Linked DNA regions of Mus musculus: region 2 is linked to region 1. Evidence: chromatin loops called from intact Hi-C (ENCODE). Cell type or tissue: left cerebral cortex. All regions are shown on one strand. Links, peaks and the distances in the headings refer to the core of each region. The heading gives the core; the rest is flanking DNA. Region 1 has its middle 3.2 kb from the start of Large1. Region 2 has its middle 13 kb from the start of Hmgxb4.

The links. Hi-C counts contacts between places; a loop is a spot of excess contacts. Peaks named below come from ENCODE experiments on the same cell type or tissue, not always from the same donor. Only the 100,000 strongest peaks of a DNase experiment are listed, where the experiment ranks them.
Region 2: a loop joins it to region 1, with 5 times the contacts of the local background. A loop is called at or near these places in 1 of 42 quality-filtered maps.

Annotation. Positions count from the first base shown.
Region 1 is chr8:73,354,517-73,358,913 of GRCm38, reverse strand. No RefSeq gene overlaps it. Among named protein-coding and RNA genes, the nearest start is that of Large1, 3.2 kb to the right of the region's middle. In left cerebral cortex, for the core only: a CTCF peak has its summit at 2,695 (motif pointing left); DNase peaks (open chromatin) are centred at 580, 2,715 and 3,233; H3K4me3 peaks cover 1,446 bases; H3K27ac peaks cover 1,555 bases.
Region 2 is chr8:74,978,283-74,982,679 of GRCm38, reverse strand. No RefSeq gene overlaps it. Among named protein-coding and RNA genes, the nearest start is that of Hmgxb4, 13 kb to the left of the region's middle. In left cerebral cortex, for the core only: a CTCF peak has its summit at 1,809 (motif pointing right); a DNase peak (open chromatin) is centred at 1,825.

The sequences.
Region 1 (4,397 bases), core at 267-4,266:
ACTAGTGGGATACTTCTAAGCTTGGGTTCCTCGTCTGCATGTCCAGCACAGTAGCCACCAAGTCTTGTGTAGCTGATTAGTCTTTCCCCTTCTCTATTTCATTTTCTCACACCCTTACCCGATACCTAGGTTCAGTTGTGCTGTTATAGCCAAGTATCTGAGAAGGAGTACTTTATAAACAATATAAATGTATTTCTTACATTTCTGGAGGTCTCTAAACCAAGTTTAAGGAAGTATTAGGTTTGTTCTCTGAGGAGGGTCTTCTTTACATCACAGAGGGAGAAGCTGTGTCTTCTTACACGGTGGAGGTGGAAGGGCAAGCATAGTGTGGAAATACTGTCCTCAACATGACAGGAGAGTGAACTCATACATTCCTATACAATTTTAATTCCATCCATGAGGACAACTCACAATTTACTTGGCTCCTAAGGTCCCATCTGTACATTCTATCACGCAGGGAGTCAACACATGACTGCTGGGGTACACTGAAACCATCCATTCTGCTTTTTGTAGTCACCTCCCAAATTAGTTTCCTATTTCCCAATCCTTGCCTCTGCGTTTTATTTTTTTGAGGCACACTGACTGAGCAAAATAGGAAAAGGACAGATGATGTTAGTGGATGCTGTCTATATCCCACTCATGGACAGATCTGCTTGGTAAGTAGAACTCCAGTCTCCAGCCCACATCTATTGAATCAGCTTCTGCCTTGTAACAAGATCCCCAGGTAATCTTATCATGAAAGTTTTTAAAGCAAATAGAAGAGGGTGGCAGTGGTGGGGCAGGGGTGGGGATGGAATAGGGAGCAAGAAGTGGGAGCCCACCCAGTCATCTCTGCCCTTTTAACTCACTTATAAGTTATGCATTCCATATATACGTATATCGAAAGCTGTACATTCCTACCTAGTATTTCCAGAACACAGGTTTTTTTTTCCCTTATGTTTTTGTTTTACATTTTTTTGTTTTGGGGGTCTTCTGCTACACTAGCTTGAAGTCCTGCTTTGCCAGGACCTGAGGAAAGAAGCTTGCTTAAGTGTTCATCTTGGCCTCTTTAGCACCAATGCATTCTTCTTCTGTCTACAGAGGGCTTCCTTTCCTGTTCTCTTTTATCATAAGGTGTCCAGGGAGCTATGTCTTGACAAGGTTTGACGCTGACAGTTTCTCACAACCAGTAAGTGAATACACTCTCATTCCTACAGACAGTGGCATCCTAGAGCCAAATCCATTCTAATTACCAGGCTCTGAGGTCCGGGGTAGCAAGGCTTCCAGAAGTTAATAATGCTATTTTTGGATTACCTATAACCAGCCTGCTTAATGAACATGATGATGAGTAAATAAAATATTTTTTCATCCCACAAAGAAAGACTATGTCCTCATTCTCTCTTTTATGTCTCGCTTCTGGACTTGCTTTGTTTTCACTTAAATTATGTTCAAATCACACTTTCATTAGTGTTAATTTGCTGGCTTTTATAACAGTCTTTAATTTTTCACCAAGCACCTTCTTTCCTGTGTCTCCCTGATGTGTACATTTTGTTTTGTCCAGGAATGCATTTTGGTTATTGGCCAGAATGACAGAGGAATATTTCATGCTTGATGATGATATTTTCACTTGAAATAAGTCTAGGTTGAATATTATTTACAGATATTGGAGAACAATTCACCTTCTTTAGCCTGAGCTCCTGGGGGCATTCTCAGCTCTCATAAAGGACATCTTTACCTTACTTAGTTGTAAAATGGAGGGTAGAGAGTATGAGATTGCTAAAGACTCTGAAACCTTAAACATTAGAGTGCTAGACATTGCACCCTACTCAGATTTAACGTGACATTTAGTTATTGACAAATGTAACACTATTAAGATATTGGAATCATCCCTTGTTGACTGGTCAGTGTCTCCTGCTGCAGGCTCCAACCTGAATCATTCCCTCCGCATTCGATTATGAGTTGTATTTTTTCCTTTCTCTAGAATCAACACCACATTAATGCTACTTACTCACTGGAACTCGGCCTCCATGATGGTGATGGAGAGTTGGCTTAATGTGGTAAAGTGCTTGCAAACATGAGGAACTGTCATAAAACATTGGCATGGTAGTGTGTTTCTGTCATCACAAGATCAAGGAAGGAGATCAGGAGGCACTCTGGCTTTCTGTCTAGTTTAGCTAAATCAGTGAACTCCAGGTTCAGTGAGAGACTCTCAAAAAATAAGATTGGAAAACACTGAGGAAGACACAGAGCATGGACATTTGACTGACACACACACACACACACACACACAAACAACCAGGCTTCTGCTTGTTAACCTATAGCTGCCTTGGCTTCTGTTGGTAGATCCATTGGTATAAAAGTTATTAAATCCTCTCTGCAAAGTTTCAGTTCCCTAACTACCCACCTCTTGAGGAATGTTCAAATATTCAGAAAACAGTCTCCAAATATTAGAAGAGTGAACCTAGCTTGGAAAGGAAGTGACTTTTTGGTTGACTTTGAGTCAATGGATGCAAAATTCCTTTGGGGGAGGAGTGAGGGAGTCAGAAGTCTGAAAAGCTAGAAACAAAATTCTTGTCTCCTAAGTTAAAATCTCTATATCATATTCACTCTTGACTTGTCTTTAGATCCAAGTTGAAATAGGTACTCAGAAAAAGAGGTCAGAAATCAGGGAGGTGGGAGCTTTTTTTGCCTTCCACTTTGAGATGCCTTTAGGGCCCCCTAGTGGCCATTTTAGGACCTCCAGTTTCTTAAGATTAATTCTGTATGACCCTAACAAAGAGAGGATAGATGAGAAAGGAGGGAGGATGGATGTGTGGGAGGGAGGGCGAGTACAGCTTTTTCACTGGCAGGTGCAATGTTGGTGTAAGGATAAATAGCAGTTGGTTTATAGGGTACAATACTTTCCTGTTTCTCAGTTCTCAGCGAAATCTGTGCTGACTCTTTAGCAATAACAGATATATCTCCTTCTGTATTTTATTCTGCATTCCTTATACTATCTTATAGCCAAAATCTTTTTATGACATTTGTATCTTGGTTTGTGTCAAGGAGGCATAATTCCTAGGCAATCACCTCCAACTTCAGGATACACACACACACACACACACACACACTCAAACCACAGACTTACATTTGCTTAGACTGTGAAATTTAAGAGCTTAACAGTTCTCGAGAGGAAAAATTTAAAATGAGGGAGAATTACCAGTGGCGTATGGGGGTTATAACAGTTTAACCAACTCCCCACTTAGCCCATTCCTTACATCAGTGGTGTACAACTGTAACCTTGGGTTGATTGAGAGAAGCTTTTTCACATTCAATGAGCTTGTTGACACATGCTATGCAACATCAGGAAATCTGGTAGTAACTATGGCACCTCACTGACCCCAGTGAACATTGCTTCCGCTTTACCCCGCTCATATTTTTCAAGATGTAGACAAAGTACCACTTTTGGGCCATTTTAATGGAGACATTTCTTTCCCACATTCATCATATTTGAGTTTCTGATGTTAATTCAATTATTTCCTCTTTTGCTTGTGAATTCCAAGACTCTCCTTTCCCTTATTAACATGTTAATGTATTGTAATAATGCATTTTTACACCATTGATGAACTGAAGCGAAGCGATAAATAAAAAGAAAGCACACATTACTGCTTCAATTTTACCCAGTTCCAAGGTGGGGGCTGGTGTGGGGGAGGAGGAAGAAAGTAGAAAGGACTGCCGTTCTGCAATAAAATAAAATAAAATAAAATAAAACGATCTCTTTGTTTTCTGGGAGTTCTAGAACAAAGCTGTATGTTAGAGGAAGAACTGAGCTGCCTTCGAGCTAAAAGGCTTGGCATTAAACTTTGACACTTTAATGGCTTTTAGGATATTAGATACTATTTTACCATATAATGTTCTTTTCCGACACAATAATGGCATCAAACCCAGATACGATTTGCTATCCCTGCAACGTTCGTGGTAAGACTTATTCTGGTAGAGATAAGACATCAGGACCCCAGCATCGCAGTTAACTATTCCGAAGCAACCGCTACCTTCGGTTCGCATCCTCCAAGACTTAGGCTCCTACTGATTAGGTAAACAGCGCTGGGAACTGAGGGAGAGCCCCTGCTGGTGGTAAAAGGGGTCCTGGCTTCTAGAGAACGCAGGGAAGCCGAGAGTGTCGAGCAGGTCAAAGGACGGTCCAAGGGTGTAGGTATCAAGGCCAGAGCTGGGGATGAGGGATGGGATCAGAGAGGAGCTGGATCTTCGAATGCGAGATTAGAGTGATGCTCCACCTCGGGTAAGATAGTCAGCTCAGAGTCCCGAGATAGGAAGCCCTTTCTAAGGCATCCCACCTCTCTCCATCCTCCCCAGCCATTAAAAGACAGTGGGTGGGCTGCCGGAGGAGATAAGCGCAGGGGAAGACAGAGATTCAGTGG
Region 2 (4,397 bases), core at 241-4,240, 1.6 Mb before region 1:
ACAAACAAACAAAAATATCCCCAAACAAACCAAAAAACCAAGCCTGACCCCCTGTGATATATGAATTTCATTCTTTGAATATGTGAGGCAAGACTAGGTGGCACTGACTTAGTATAAGCTTCATGTGACCATGAGTGTCTGGCAGCCTAACTCCTGAGTTAAAGCCCACCCAAGAGCTGAGAAAGTCTCCATTGCTCTTACAGACCACTCAAAATGACCACATCTTTTGCAGGAGCCCATTAGCCAGGGGGTTGGAGGGTACTGAAGACCATGGAGAAATCAACTTCTTTATCCTTTGGGGGCCTGGGGAGCTTTGCAGGAACTAGAGAGTCCTCTACCTTTTCCACGTTGTAACTGGGGCTTCAGTGGTGCTTTATGAAAACAGTATCTATGGAAACACAGCTCTTACCTCAAAGCAAAGAAGAAATTATTCTGAGGCAGATACCAGGGACCATTGCCTAGGAACACAGATTCAGGTTGACTGAATTTCCAATGGGAAAGCAATTACATAAACTTTTTTTTAAAGTTACAGAACAAAAGGAAGTCATGAATCGAAGCATTTACCACATATATTGGTAAAAACATCAGACAAATAGGTTACATGAGACTGTGCAGTAGGTCTCAGATGCTTTCGAAATGACTAAGAAAGCCATTTTGTGATTTCATTTTGTTTGCTTAGACAGTCCTCAGCCCTCTACCCACTTCCCCTACTGGTCACATCTCCGATGGCAACACGCTTGAGATTTCCATTGTCTTGACGATATGTCCAGATATATTAACAAAAATAATTGGCAAGTTATGTCTAAAACAACTACTGACCCTCATCTAACTGTAATGTACTGCTATGGCTTTGCCTTTTAAAACTGCGTATCTCTGAACTTGGGCACCAAGAGACTTTTTGGAGCATGTTCTTGGTCTGGCTATCAATAAAAACAGACTTAAAGCTTTTAATTAGCTTAATTGGGCTGGTTGTCAACAACTATCCCAAGTGGATTATTACAGCATCTGATGACAAGCTTAGCCTTCAGATTGGTTGAAGTTAGTTAGTGGTCTGTTAAGTTTCATAATGCATTCTAAAAGATTTTACCTGACAGTCAGAAGGATGTTAGGTTAGATGCGGAAATGGGCAAAGCTGGTGGATGTGACAGGGACTAAAAGTAGCCCAAGGTCATTTGACTACGTTTGCTGTATCTCCCTCCCCCCTGCTGTCTTGAGTTCTTATCAGCCAGTCTTGTAGCATCTCTAATGTGTGTCTTTCTTGGTTGTTTAGTTTTGACACAGGGTCTTCTTGTGTAGACTGAGCTGCCCCGTTGCCTTGGGAGTGCTGGGATTAAAGGTGTGTGCTAGCAGGCCAGCAGCTTTTTTTTTTTTTTTTCCTCCTTGGGAACTTTAGTTTTCAGTAGGAAGACTCTTTTCCTTCAGAGTTGACTCAAAAGCAGAAAAAGAAGTTAGCACAAGCCTGTGTCCATACACTGTAATACACCAATGGAAGCACCATCTCCATCCTTTCAGCACTCTCTGGAGTAGGTAGGCGTAGGTATGCATTTAGTTTTAACAAGATACCGTTTATTTACAGACAGGGTATGGAAGTTCGGAGGGATACAGTAAGTAACACTCCAGCTGTAAATAACTATCTGGATGTTGATGTGTGGGCTGGTAACATCACACAGCTGGAGCCCCCGAGCAAGACCATATGAGGACAAATGAGACCATGCCTAGAAAGCTCTCACTAGCCTTTTTGGAATAGTGAATGTGTTGGACTAGAGAATGTGTTCCTGGTATTCTAGCTCCCTCAGTCCTTCCTCCAAGAAGCCGCTAGAGGGCGCAGCTAGCCCAGTTCAGCGTGCTGCCTGATCCTGAATTGCTTACTATAAAACTAAAAAACCCTTCAGTTTCCTGGACTCTCCCCTGCACGGACCCCTTCTATTTTTGTATTCAATTTTACATTTATCATTTTGCATTATTTTTTCCACAAAGAAATGTCCAGGAACAAAGTCAGTCTCTCAAATCCGTACGCAAAACATTGTTTGCTCAAGGTTGGGGCATTTGAGTGTCCTCTGGTCTGAGCAGACTGGTGAGACTTCCTGTGGTCTGCCTGTGCCTTACCCCAGCTTCCTCCTGGACAGCTCGAACTTCTCCCTGCTTGATCCCTCAAGCTTGCCATCTGCAAGTGAATAGCAAAGGTACGTCAAGAGGTGAACAACCCATCAGGGTATTGAAGTTACTTTTGTCTCTTCTTTGAGGTTCATTTCTAATTTAAAAGTTTGGGTGATTTGGGTGGGACTTCACTTTTAAGTCTCTTCCTATTGAATCTGGAGGTCTAACAACCCGGTACTGCAACCAGAAGAAATTAGGAGACAGAGGCTGGTGGGATAGGTTTATACATTTCAAAGGCTTATCTGTTAGTAACAGGATGTTGGGTTAGACAGAGAAGGCAAGGAACAGCTGTTTGGGTGAGTTCAGACAGCTTAAGGTGATAAATTGCAATTCGGCTCAACACATGCGTCGTCCAGTCTCCACACAGTGATTGAAGTTCCAGTGACTGGCTTGCTGAAAGGTCAGTGACAGGTCCAGTCCCTTTCTGGAAGTTCTTCCTCACCGATTCCTGGCCTGCCACAAAACCAGATTCTTTTCTCTCTAGACATCCGTTTTGTTTGTTTTGTTTTTGTTTTTGAGGTATATAGAGAGCTGAGCCTCAAACACTAACTTGTGAGCTCCTGGCCAATTTTCAAGGAGGTGGATGGTAGTATTTCCGAGGCTACCACCGTAGGTTGTCCTATGGCTGTCACAGGCATGTGCATGTATACTGAACAAACAAACAAGTGGACACATCAACCATCCCCTAATTCTGCTCTTATAACTGTAACAGGCCCAGACCTTAGTAAACACAACTGACTCCATGATGTAAGTCCCATTCACACTGTAAAACTCAGCACACAGACAGTAGTATCACCTGCCAAAGCTAAAACAAAGGCCTGATCCATCAATGTCCATAGTTCTGGGAAAGTCTCTAAATGTACTAACCTTGCTTTTTGGCTTCTGTAGTTCTACTTCTGGCTAACTGTTCTGCTAAACGAAGTATGTCAAGAAGGAATATGATTTTTGTATCTGAAAGGTCACCCTGAGGAGGCCCAGTGCTACACTGCATCCTGAACACCCAGTGTAGTTGCTGGGCAGCTAATAAAGACTTTATATTGGCTTAAACCCATGTCTGAGTGGTCTTCTCTGGTAGATAACTCACATCACACCCCCTACCCCAATTGGCAAAAATGAAAATAAATCCAATGTATGTATGTATGTATGTATGTATGTATGTATTTGTTGTTGTTGTGTTGTAACCCCAGAATTACTGATACTAGAGAAACTTCAGTGTTGTACAGACAGTTTTCCCACCAGAAGCTCCCATTCTTTCTCCCCCTTGCTGCAAGCAGGATATGTAGACAGCTGCTTTCTGTACTATGTCCTCCTGCAGCAGCCAGGGACTCCCTCCTCCTCCCCTAGTGTTAGAATGGCACCTCCTCTGTGTCTCCACAAACCAACCCTCCTGCTGATAAGCAGCAAAACTCCAGGTACCTGTCCTTGAGACCTTAGAGAAATAACAAGCTCAAGGGAGAGTATGGAAAAAAAGGTAAACAGAGGTCAGGTCACAGACAGTTACAACTGGCCATAAAATTAGTCCTTGAACAGACACCCCTCTCCCGCTTCAGTACTATTCCACACTCTTCTCCCCCTTTCTGTGAATATTCACACTCTTCCTAACTGTACTGTATATAAACCCGATGTTTTCTGGACTCAGGGTTGCCTGCTGGTATTCACACAGTAAGTGCTAGGTGGGCAAACTGAGTTCGATTGAAACAATAAAAGACTCTTTTCTGAGTTGCAGCGGACTTCCCAATTCTTGGGTTATTCTGGGTTTCCCGTGGACTCAGGGCTCAACAGTGTTTGTTTTGGTTTTTTCCGAGACAGGGTTTCTCTTTGTAGCCCTGGCTGTCCTGGAACTCACTCTGTAAACCAGGCTGGCCTTGAACTCAGAAATCCGCCTGCCTCTGCCTCCCAAGTGCTGGGATTACAAGTGTGTGCCACCACTGCCCGGCCTCAGTTGTTTTTGAAACAGAGCTTCTCTGTGTAACAGATCGCTGGCTGCCCTGGACTTGCTTTGTAGACCAGGCTGGCCATATCTCTAGCTCCCCTAATTTTCTTTAAAATACAGAGAAGCTTTGCTGTCTCACCACTGGTTCCAAGACAGAATGAGTAGACACGGACCTAACTTCCAAGACTTTGAACCAAAATAAGAGGCTTCCTGTGAGGAGATTAACCTAGGTCATTTATCATAGTAACAGAAAGCTGGAATTGTCATGGCAGGTATGAAAATACTCTAGCGACAATTTTGTGCTTCC